2 separate regions of the Homo sapiens genome follow, and region 1 is linked to region 2. A link is a loop called in an ENCODE intact Hi-C map of the cell type or tissue named here. Cell type or tissue: chondrocyte. All regions are shown on one strand. Each heading gives the region's core, and the rest is flanking DNA. Links, peaks and the distances in the headings are about the cores only. Region 1 holds the start of KCNJ3 (potassium inwardly rectifying channel subfamily J member 3). Region 2 overlaps GALNT13 (polypeptide N-acetylgalactosaminyltransferase 13).

The links. Peaks named below come from ENCODE experiments on the same cell type or tissue, not always from the same donor. Only the 100,000 strongest peaks of a DNase experiment are listed, where the experiment ranks them.
Region 1: a loop joins it to region 2, with 2.0 times the contacts of the local background. A loop is called at or near these places in 7 of 110 quality-filtered maps.

What each region holds. Positions count from the first base shown.
Region 1 is chr2:154,698,080-154,700,995 of GRCh38, forward strand. KCNJ3 (potassium inwardly rectifying channel subfamily J member 3) reads left to right here and starts at 616. Exons shown (of 3, transcript NM_002239.4): 1 at 616-1,398. The coding sequence starts at 697. In chondrocyte, for the core only: no CTCF peak of the experiment used is centred there; DNase peaks (open chromatin) are centred at 982 and 1,072.
Region 2 is chr2:154,451,786-154,454,701 of GRCh38, forward strand. GALNT13 (polypeptide N-acetylgalactosaminyltransferase 13) reads left to right here. Exons shown (of 13, transcript NM_052917.4): 13 at 1-2,194. GALNT13-AS1 (GALNT13 antisense RNA 1) reads right to left here. Exons shown (of 5, transcript NR_161181.1): 3 at 2,753-2,857. Among named protein-coding and RNA genes, the nearest start is that of GALNT13-AS1, 4.2 kb to the right of the region's middle. In chondrocyte, for the core only: CTCF peaks have their summits at 1,330 (motif pointing right) and 1,535 (motif pointing left); no DNase peak of the experiment used is centred there.

The DNA.
Region 1 (2,916 bases), core at 118-2,617, 250 kb after region 2:
CGGCGGTCGGGGGACGCCAGGCGGACAGGTCTCTGGAGTCCGGAACCCGGGAATCTGAGCCCGGAGGGCGTGGGTAGGGGGCGTTGCACCAGTGCCCGGCAGACATGCCTTTGGGCGGGATTTTGGCTAAAAGATAGGAGACAGGTGCGCCGGGGGTGCGGGGAGCGGTCCCAGGGGGCGGGAGATTGGGGAGCGGCGGGGAGGGGGGAGGGTCTGGTCCAGGCAGGTAAAGGCAGCTTCTTAGGCAGCCAGCGAGTTGGCAGGTGGGTTGGGACTCGCTTGTCAACTCATTAATTTTAAGCAGTCAGTTTGGGGGTACTGCAGGATAATCAGGAGGGCCGTGGGGAGTCAAGAGGTGACCCGGGATGCCGGTGGTGGGGAAAGAAAAGAGGAGCCTCTGGAAGCTTGGAGGCAAAATTGCGCTTGGGTTCCTGTTCCTTGCATCCCTCCTGGCTTGAGTGCGGGAGAACACTTTTTAAAGACTCACCTTGGAAAGAAGGCCTCCGTCCCAGGGGAGAAGGAGAGGCGTCTGCAGGGGGCAGAGACCGCAGCTACCTGCCGGGTGCGCCCCCCACCCAGGAGCGCTCGCTTCGCCCCCTTTCCTCCCCCGCCCCCACCTCCTTATTGGTGCTAGTTTGCAGCGCCCAGCTCCTGCGCCTTCGCTTCGCGTTTGAATCTGGCTCGCCCCTTCGTATTATGTCTGCACTCCGAAGGAAATTTGGGGACGATTATCAGGTAGTGACCACATCGTCCAGCGGCTCGGGCTTGCAGCCCCAGGGGCCAGGCCAGGACCCTCAGCAGCAGCTTGTGCCCAAGAAGAAGCGGCAGCGGTTCGTGGACAAGAACGGCCGGTGCAATGTACAGCACGGCAACCTGGGCAGCGAGACAAGCCGCTACCTCTCGGACCTCTTCACCACGCTGGTGGACCTCAAGTGGCGCTGGAACCTCTTCATCTTCATTCTCACCTACACCGTGGCCTGGCTTTTCATGGCGTCCATGTGGTGGGTGATCGCCTACACTCGGGGCGACCTGAACAAAGCCCACGTCGGTAACTACACGCCTTGCGTGGCCAATGTCTATAACTTCCCTTCTGCCTTCCTCTTCTTCATCGAGACGGAGGCCACCATCGGCTATGGCTACCGATACATCACAGACAAGTGCCCCGAGGGCATCATCCTCTTCCTCTTCCAGTCCATCCTGGGCTCCATCGTGGACGCCTTCCTCATCGGCTGCATGTTCATCAAGATGTCCCAGCCCAAGAAGCGCGCCGAGACCCTCATGTTCAGCGAGCACGCGGTGATCTCCATGAGGGACGGAAAACTCACGCTTATGTTCCGGGTGGGCAACCTGCGCAACAGCCACATGGTCTCCGCGCAGATTCGCTGCAAGCTGCTCAAAGTAAGTGCTCCCCGCCCCTTCCCCACCGGGAGACCTGCGTCCCCCAAACCCGCGGAGTAACTCGTCTGAGAACCAGCCCGGGCCCCCTCCCCTGGTTCTACCTATAGCCACAGGTAAACTTCCTTTTGGGGGGTTGGGGGTTGGAGGACTGGGCAAAGAATGCGGTTGACAGTTCTGTTCCTTTTCCACTCACTCTCGTGCTCTTGTTTATATTCGTCATTTCGGATCTGCTTGTATCACTTACTGGACTAGTAACACGTGAGGACTGCTGTTGGCTCCTGGAGCCATGAGGGCAATTAGTGCCCTGTTCGCCTTCCTGTCCCTGTTGCTTCGCTATTCAGAGCGATTTTATTTGTTGTCTACACACTACCCCATTCAATGCGAGGTACTAGAACTCAACTGAACAGCTGTTATTTTGAAGAAATAGGTGCTGAACTTGCCTCAACTTTCACGATGGGCTTTTCTTATTTTTTTCTTTCCTTTTTTTCCCCCTAATAATATTAGGAGGCGGATTACTCCTCTGGACCCAATGACTTTAACTCTATGGTCATCTTTTTAACAAACACACAGATACAAGAAGCAGATAGTAAAGTGGAAGAAACCACACTTGGTTCTTTTAAATTTTTATTTTTACTAAATATTTTCTTGGAGAAGTATTCTTTGAAAGCTTGAGTGCTTTTCCTGTAGAGCCTCTTGTTAATTTTATTCTTAATTGCCTGTTTCTGTGAAGCCTTTGTCAATTACAGATTTCACTTGAAGCTTTCAGCATCCATTAAAGAAGAATTGCTTCCTACCATCAACGGTGTAAATGCTAAAACAAATTGCACATGGAGTGGTTATTAAAGCAAGGTCCGTCTAGTCGTTAGAGGGCACCACCACAAACAAGAGAAGTCCTTCTTAATCACTCATCCAATTAGAGTATGGGAAGGAAGGCTTAAAGCCCAGTTGTTTGTCTCTGTGTGTGATTTACAATTCATTTTTTTCCCTAGAGGGATTTGTCTTAGTAGTTTTCAGATGTCCATAAATTGAAAAAGATGACCTTAAATAAATAGTTCGTACAATGAAAAATATTTATCTGAGGTTGCGTAGAGAACTGAAGCCAGAGTCTGAATTTAGTATTAATAAAATGAAAATCTGATCAATATTTGAGATTTTGCCTTTGAAATTTCAATTTCCAATCCACAAGTATATATTGTTTTACACAGCCCCAACTTAATGTTGTAGTTAAAAGGGATCCAATGTGCTTTTAAAAAGTTTTGCTCTTGTGTCATTTTCATTATTCACTTACAAGATCTTACCATAATTATCCTTGACCAAGTTGCTCAGTAAAGTGTTTAAATTAAAGCAGTTCACTTGTCCTGTCACATCATATCATATGCATATTTACTGTGCTACATACAGTAAATAAACTACATTTTGTACACCACAGTGGAAAATTATCAACCTGGTTCTGATGTAAACGTTCATTAACTATGAATAAATAATTTGGGTAGATCATATTCATATATAATTAATTTC
Region 2 (2,916 bases), core at 178-2,677:
ATATTTGACATCATTTTAAATGCTCAAAGAGTTGCCCTATATATGCATGTTATCCATTATAAATGCACTCAGCAGCTAAGAGAAATTTGAGAGGAAAAGTGGAAGAAGTGTTTTCTGGAGCAGAAGATTCCACTTCTTTGGTCCTCATCTTTACTTAAAAAGCTCTTATAGAAAGGATTAATCATTTTGACTGCATACAAACTATGTCTCTGACATGCACATACACTGCTTTATAATGAAAATGAGGACACTTTCTGATGGTCAGTAAAATCTTAAATGATTTTTGCCACTGGTATTCCTTCCTCTTTTGACTTTTTATTGGTACAACTGTAGGGAAGAATCTACAACCTGGAGCATTTCAGGTTTGCTCTTTAAATATAGACACCCCTCACCATGAGCTCTCTGTGAATCCGTGAATTTCCTAAAATTGTAAGCAAAATGTTGAATATCAGGGCATTTTTTTTTCTGAGGTGGGAGTATGTCACTCACAGCAAACTTGGAAAGAAGGCTATGACTCCCAAGAGGCAGTGAACCATTGCCTTAAATTAATAGCAGCCTCTCAAGTCCATTGAGGCCTCATGTAAAATTCCCATTTTTCATCTTTACACTCCTTTTCTCCCCTCATTTCCTCTTCTCCTTACTAAGGTAAAAAGACCCTGCACAGCATTATTACTTAAGTTGAAAAAGCTTCAACTCTCAAGGACTCATGTATACCATATGTTCCACTTATTGCTTTGTTAGTCAAAATGCATGTTATGTAGAAAATGGTCAATGGCAAATTTTTATAAATACAGCTACCCCATCAAAGCTGAACTTGAAACGTTTTAGCAGAATTTTAAATATGTGAAAGTTCATTGTGGTCATGGTGAGAAAACTAAAACTACATGAGTTTCATGTTAGAAAAGAATTTTTAAACAATCTTCAGATGGCTTGAACACGTGCCATTATAGTATCTAACAAAAAGTGGCATAAAATATTACAAAACATCCAACACTAGAAAGCAATGACTAACATTTAATTTGTTTACAAAAATGTTTATTGTCTTCAGTACAAAAAGTTAAAACCATGATTGGATTCATAATGCACTTGTCTTATCCCTTATTTATGGAGCTAGACTGACATATTTCAAACCAATCTCTTCTGTGGTCTTCTCCATCTCAGTTAATGCAACTTCAACCTTCCAGATGCTCAGGTCAAAAACTGAAAGTTGCTTTTGACTCCTCTATTTCTGTTTCAACTCTCGTCTAATCCAACAGCAAATCCCCTTGATGCTACCTTTGAAATATAACTAGAAAAGAATGACTTGCCACCATATCCACTAGGTGTCACTACCTCTAACCTTTTTAATCGCAATATGCTTATTATTTAGTTCCCTAATTTCCCAGTCCTTGTCTTGAACAATCTTTTCTCAGTACAACAGCCATAGTGATTCTGTTAACCATGAATTTGATTGTGTCACTTCCCTGCTCACAATCTTCCAATGACTTCTCCCTCCGGTGGCCTTCAAGGTCCTTTATGAGTGTTACCCCTCTACACGTCCACACCACTCACCACACATACATACACATGCACACACACACACATGCAATTCTACCTTTTTCTAACACCATCTCTTATCTCTCATTATTCTGCCTCTTACTTACCCTATTATGGCTCCCAAGAAAGTTCCTGCTTTAGTGTTTTGTTCCCTCTGCCCCAGAGAGCTCCCCTTAGTGATCTCAGTTCAAATATTATCTTATCAGTAAGACAAACCCTTCTCCCATCTGCCTTCCCTATCCCCTGTACCTGACAATCTATGAGTTTGCTTCTTTATTTCTGTCTATACTTCCCCCTCCCCAGCCCCAAACATGCCCATCACATGCCCTAGAAGGTAAGTCCCATGAAGGCAGGGGCTTTGTCAGTTTTGTTCATTTGGTATTTCTGGCATATATATTCTCTAAATATTTCTTGAATTAATGAACTGAAAAATGTGTGTTAAAGTTGCTAAGTGTAACTGTATCATACTTTTTTTGTATTTTAAATTTTAAAATAAAGGCTAATATATTTAGACAGGATTTCCAAAAACTTTGTCTTCAAATTTTAATTTTCTTCCTAATATTCTTCACATTAAACTATGGACTCTAATTTTCTGGATAAAATATCCTGCCTTATGGAAATGAAATATGAAATTTTATTAAAATGCTGCTATATTACATAAGTTGCTTCATTAAGCTAAAAATGGTTTTTATTTTTTGGTTGTGTCCAATGGCCACTTGAAGGTATAAGATTTTGACTTTCAGAGGAGAGATATCACTGTCTTAAAAATTATGTATTTTCATGATTTCTTAAGAACTATTACTAAATTTATCTTCTAAGTGCAGTCAATGGAATAAACACAGAGATTTTTAAAGGACTTTACAGATGACCTTGTCTTAGTTTCTCTGTTTATAGATAATAAGACTGAAACCCAGATATGTAATATAACTTTTCTAAGGATCATATATCTAAAGTGGTGTTGCCTGGACCCCTTATTGTTAATATAAACTAATACTGTCACTCAAAAAATTATAGAAATGGAACAATAATGGAAAAATATCTTCATTAAACATGTTATGGGGCCAGGCATGGTGGCTCACGCCTGTAATCCCAGCACTTTGGGAGGCTGAGGTGGGCGAATCACTTGAGTTCAGAACTGCGAGACCAGCCTGGCCAACATGACGAAACCCTGTCTCTACTAAAAATACAAAAATTAGCTGGATGTGGTGGCACGCACCTGTAATTCCAACTACTTGGGAGGCTGATGTGAGAGAATTGCTTGAACCTGGGAGGCAGAGGCTGCAGTGAGCCAGGATCACACCACTGCACTTCAGCCTCAAGACTGTCTCAAAAAAAAAAATTATGATTAGTATATTGATTCTTTAGAAATATTTAAATTCT